Linked DNA regions of Homo sapiens: region 2 is linked to region 1. Evidence: chromatin contacts called from ENCODE Hi-C or POLR2A ChIA-PET data. All regions are on one chromosome and are shown on one strand. The core of a region is the stretch at or near the end of the contact, and the rest is flanking DNA. Distances in the headings are between cores, read along the strand shown. Region 1 overlaps LOC124901056 (a long non-coding RNA gene). Region 2 overlaps GRAMD2B (GRAM domain containing 2B).

The links. A loop is a pair of places that touch in the nucleus more often than their neighbours do. ChIA-PET counts read pairs that join two places held with the same protein, here RNA polymerase II (POLR2A). Pooled maps may share reads with other maps.
Region 2: a map of endothelial cell of hepatic sinusoid shows a loop between it and region 1 (4-fold over the local background). The contact joins two enhancer-like sites. A Hi-C loop is called at or near these places in 8 of 168 maps with a recorded cell type or tissue (Caco-2, Calu3, IMR-90 and 5 more), 12 of 37 single-sample maps with no recorded cell type and 15 of 50 pooled maps. POLR2A ChIA-PET finds 5 or more read pairs at or near these places in 10 of 52 experiments (AG04449, HepG2, MCF 10A and 7 more).

Annotation. Positions count from the first base shown.
Region 1 is chr5:126,353,126-126,355,668 of GRCh38, forward strand. The region is part of intron 1 of LOC124901056 (a long non-coding RNA gene); the gene reads right to left. Among named protein-coding and RNA genes, the nearest start is that of GRAMD2B, 69 kb to the right of the region's middle. Within about 2 kb of position 1,271, at least 9 of the 41 ENCODE cell types and tissues checked have a DNase peak (open chromatin) inside an H3K27ac peak, as active enhancers do; they include mammary epithelial cell, where a contact is called at or near this core.
Region 2 is chr5:126,459,835-126,462,377 of GRCh38, forward strand. All of the region lies in intron 1 of GRAMD2B (GRAM domain containing 2B), which reads left to right. Among named protein-coding and RNA genes, the nearest start is that of GRAMD2B, 38 kb to the left of the region's middle. Within about 2 kb of position 1,262, at least 6 of the 41 ENCODE cell types and tissues checked have a DNase peak (open chromatin) inside an H3K27ac peak, as active enhancers do; they include mammary epithelial cell, where a contact is called at or near this core.

The DNA of each region.
Region 1 (2,543 bases), core at 21-2,520:
TCTGATGCACTGAGAACAACACAAAGATTATCATTGTGGCGATCTTACCAAAGATACAAAACCTGAATTTAATCAGAAAGAAGCATCAGAAAACCCAAACTGAGGAATATTCTTAAAACAAACAAACAAACAAACAAAACTGTCCCGTACTCCTCAAATTTATTGACGGGGGAAAAAAAAAAAGACCAAGGAACTGTTTGATTGGAGAGACTAAGGAAACATGCTTATAAAATACAACATGGCCCCTGGGTTGGACTGCAGCCTAGAAAGACAGCTGAAAATTTTGAATAAGGCCTGTGTATGAAGTAGTATTGTGTCAGTGTTAGTTTTCTAATTTTGATTAATTGCATTATAGTTCGATCTGGATGAAATGATGAAGTAGCTCTTGTAAGAGTTCAAAATGAGAAGTTAAAAAGTTTAAGTTGTTAAAATCAGTGGATAGCAGATAATGAGCAATTGGAAGATGATACCTGAAATAGGCAGATTACAAATGACGTTTGTCATATTTAGTTGGATATTGGTTGACTTGAGCACTGATTTGCAACATGTGTTTGGGGCTATCCCACTACACCCCCAAGTTCACACTCACCTATTTTTACTTGAATATGTCACTTAATTCTTAGAGAAACTTCAGAATAGTGTTGCTCACAGTTCACTTTGATTTTACAATGTAAAATATACATATAAATATTTTTACAAGGGGAAAAGAAAGAGGGAATATCATACAAACAAAAAGCTAACTTCCAAAGAGATAGTTGAATTTCACAATCAATTAAAACAGAATCACCTGGGAAGCTTGTTAAAAAAAACTCTGATGCCCAAGTCTCACACCAAACCTATAAAATCAGAATGTATAGGTGTGGGGTATTTGTACAAGTTCTGTGCAATTGTGAGGCATACTAAGAAAGTTTGAGAACCACCATTTAAGAAAATAACTGGTCTCTAAATTAGGACTCATTATCCACTAGATGGTGCCAAGAATTCAAAGATGGAACTTTGTGGTACAATGTCTATTTTCCTTTGAGTATACAGTGTGTTCATTTTCCTTCTTATCCACTTTCTCTTCGACCTCTCCCCAACTTGTAGGAAAGGGTTACATCACACCAAAATAGATATTTTGTTCAGTATCAGTCTAGCAGCTTCTCCTTGGATTTTGGTTATAACAGACAGGCTCGTTCTGAAGGGATATTGAGAGGAAGTTGTGTGAGTACTCTTCCCTTAGCCTTTTACTTTCTCAGTGCAGATATTTAGAAGAGGAAAATCCACTGTAAGAGGTGGCCTCATTGGCAATGAGTGATTGGATAAGAAAGAATGGTCTGACCAGTTCCTAAAAGCCATATTTAGCCGTTTGTGGTTTTGATCCCTGTCCTTTCCCGGAAACAATGACTTCAAGAATGTACCACAACTATTTGGTATGTTATATCAGTTAAATAATAAGTCATATTATTAAATATCAGATTACTCTTAAGCTACCACTGCCTCAATGGAAAAGCATTTGACAATTTCTTAAACTGTTTTATCCTTTCTTTATCCTCAGGATTTTTGCAATTAAAAAATCCTGTGCAGATGATAATCTCATTTCAGTTTTTCTGATGAGTTTATGTGTTTGGAATCTGCTCCAAGGCATTGTGTTTATCCTCATGAATGTTTATTTTTAAATGTGTATCGAATAGAAATGGCTAGAAAGCCGAGCAAGACAAATAACATTTTATTAATCCTTGTCTTAGTCTCTTTGTGCTGCTATAACAAAGTACCTGAGACTGGGTAATTCATGAAAAAAAAAAAAAAAAAAAAATGTATTTTCTTACCATTCTCGAGGCTGGGAAAGATCGGGGCACTGGCTTCTGATGTGGGTTTTTTGGCCACACCCTCACACGGAAGGAGGAACAGGGGCAAACTAACTAAACAGTTCACGAAGCCTCTTTTATAAGGACCTTAATCCCACTAACAAGGGAGAAGCCCTCATGGCCTAATCATCTCTTAAAGGCCTCACCTGTTATCACACTGGCAACCTTTGAATTTTGGAGGGAACACATTCAAACCATAGCAGTCCTACAAATATCTATTGAGCAACAATATGTACCAGGCACTGTGATACACATTGGTGTAGGGACACAGGGTTGAACAAAGCAAAAAAATATAAGCTTTCATGAATTTGCATTCTAGCTGTGAGAAATGTACAGAGGAAAAAAATAGCAAGATAATGATAGAGTGACAACTCTTTTACTTCATAAAGCAGAGAGGTGTAATAGTTTCTGCACAAGCCAGGATTATTTTTGACATTGTAGTCAGGGGAGGCTCCCTGAGAAGGTGACATTTGAGTTGAAATTGAATGATGACAAGAAGAGCCAGAAAGGAAGCTATATAGTCAGTGGGCGGAGCAGGTGCAAAGATCCAGGGGTAGAAACAAGTGTGGTATATTGCAGATTAGGAAAAAAACCAATGAAAGGAAGCATGAGCTAAATGAGGCTGGAGATATGGGCAAAGACCTGAGCAGGGCCAGAGGTTGCAATTTAGTGAAATAGAAAATTAGGAGATTTTAA
Region 2 (2,543 bases), core at 12-2,511, 110 kb after region 1:
TTGGGTATGCATCACAAAATGTCTACCGAGGGCAATTTGGCAATAGCTGTAACATTTTTTCTATCATACCTTTTGACACAGCAGTTCCATTTCCAGAAAATTATTCACACATGTAATAAACATATAAGGACATTTGTTGCAATGTTGTTAGTATTTGCAAAAGACTGAAATATACCTACATGCCCCATCAGTAAGGAACTGGTTAAATAACATTTCATCCTTACGATGTAACTTTATGCAGTCATTAAAAAGTATGAGGAAGATCTATGGGTACTGAAAGAACACCAAGATAAAATAAGTTAAAAAAAAAGCAAGGTGCAGAATAGCATGCTGTCTATCATTTGTGGTTCAAAAATGCACACGTTTACATACGCACAGTCTCTCCCAGGAAGGACACACAAGTTGCTGGGAAGAGTAGGTGCCTTTGTGGAGAGAAACTGGGTCACCATGAAACAGGGGTAAAAAGAAAATTTGTTTTTCCATTTGTAACTTTTAAATTTTATACTTATGCTTATAGTGCCTATTCAGAAATAAATATGTAGACAGATAAATGAAATTTATAGTTGTCCAAACAAAAATATATGTATCAGAATTGTAAATGGAAGATCATTCTTCTTGACTTGTAAAAATCTAGTTTGGGAGATTCTGAGTTTATGAAATTGGAAAAGCTAAAGGGTTTCCCAGCCATCCTGTCTCCATTGCTCACTCCTGCACTTCCGCACTCCATTCTATTTCCTTCTTTTGGTCACTGTGAGGCCTCTCTTTATTTGTACTATGGCTGCTGTCCAGCCCTCTTCCATCTCTATAGCCCAACTCTTTGCTTCCCAAGTATCGTGGCCTGTGTCTGCCAGCCACGGAGCCACTGAATAGGCAGCACTCCAAAAACAAGCGTCTATGAGGCCCCAGATCTTGGTGAATCCAGGTGCCAACATGGTTTTCACTACAGTTTCAGGAACACTCTACTTTCACAGACCCACCCATGACCACAGCAATCCCATTGCCAGGCATTTATTCTATGAAGACCCTCTGATGAAACATATCCTATCTTCAGACACTTCTAAACCTTTGTTGATCAAGACTGTGGCTTTAAAATGATCAGAGACTTTTTAAAAAATAATTGTAGATGTAAAACTACCTCTACTTCTACTACCATAAGGAAGCTTAGTGATTTTTTTTATGCCTTTAGCTTAGATTAACATGTGGGTAGACTCAAACACAGGGACTCATCACTGTAATTAGAAGGGAACACACCTTCTTGGACTGAACCACAGTGAAACACTTGTTTTCCTTCACCTGAGACACAGCTGAATCATAGCTTCTACCTTCAGCTACTTATTTACCTGGACTTGCATGTGATGTGCCTGAATACAATACATTCCCAGCAGGAGCGGCAAAGGGCCAGTGATGTGACAAGAGAAAGGTGTATTGAGTTTAGCTGAAACTCACAGAGACTATCTCCAGCAGGAATGATACTTGACTCCACATAAGAGTTCTAATTCTGAAAAATTGTGAAATGAGAATTTAAGTCATCATCAAACTAATGATGTCTGGGAAGTGACAAATATTAGATGGCTGATAGGGATTGTACAACCTGTTTTTGTATGTATAAATTGTGTAACAGTGTGTGGCAGTGTTTTATTGAAACAAGATTGTCCTAGCCAGTAATAAAAATGCTGTTCCCTGGCTGGGCATGGTGGTTTATGCTTTGTAATCCCAGCACTTTGGGAGGCCGAAGCAGGTGGATCACTTGAGGCCAGGAGTTCGAGACCAGCCTGGCCAACACAGCGAAACCCCGTCTCTACTAAAAATACAAAAATTAGCCAGACATGGTGGCAGGCACCTGTAATCCCAGCTACACGGGAGGCTGAGGCAGGAGAATCACTTGAACCTGGGAGGTGGAGGCTGTAGTGAGCAGAGATCACGCCATTGCACTCCAGCCTGGGTGACAAGAGTGAAACTCCATCTCAAAAAAATAAATAAATAAAAATAAAAATGCTCTCCCCTAATAGGTGAAGTCAGGTTTAGTTGTTATAAGCATGACTGTCTCACTGCTTTGAAATTTCTACTAAAAGCCTTTCAGGCAGGGACCATAACTGATGCTTAAAGTGGGTTGGAGATGGGAGGAGAAATAACCTGCCAAGGCCAAGTAAAGGTTGGTCCTGTGTCTCCAGCATTTTCTACTGCTTCTGTGGATACTTACACCTGCCAGCTCACTTACCTGTCTCATCTACAAAGCTCTGAGCACCCTGACAACAGGGACAAGTCCAGTAAATATTTGTTGAAAAAGGAGGATTGGTTTTTTGGTTTGTTTTTTCAGTTGACTCTTTTAGTCAAAGTCCGTAACAGGGCTTTGTCTTCTGGTTAAAAAATAAATAAAAACTGATTTCCTTATTTTCATGATTTAAATGAAACCTGTTCAGCTTCGTTGACCGTAACTTTAAAGTTACTAAGTGGCCTGGTTCAGCTTCATTGACAGTAACTTAAAAGTTTCCAAAAGGCCTTGAGGAAGCATTCCATTTCCCCTCCCACGCTGCTCACTCAAA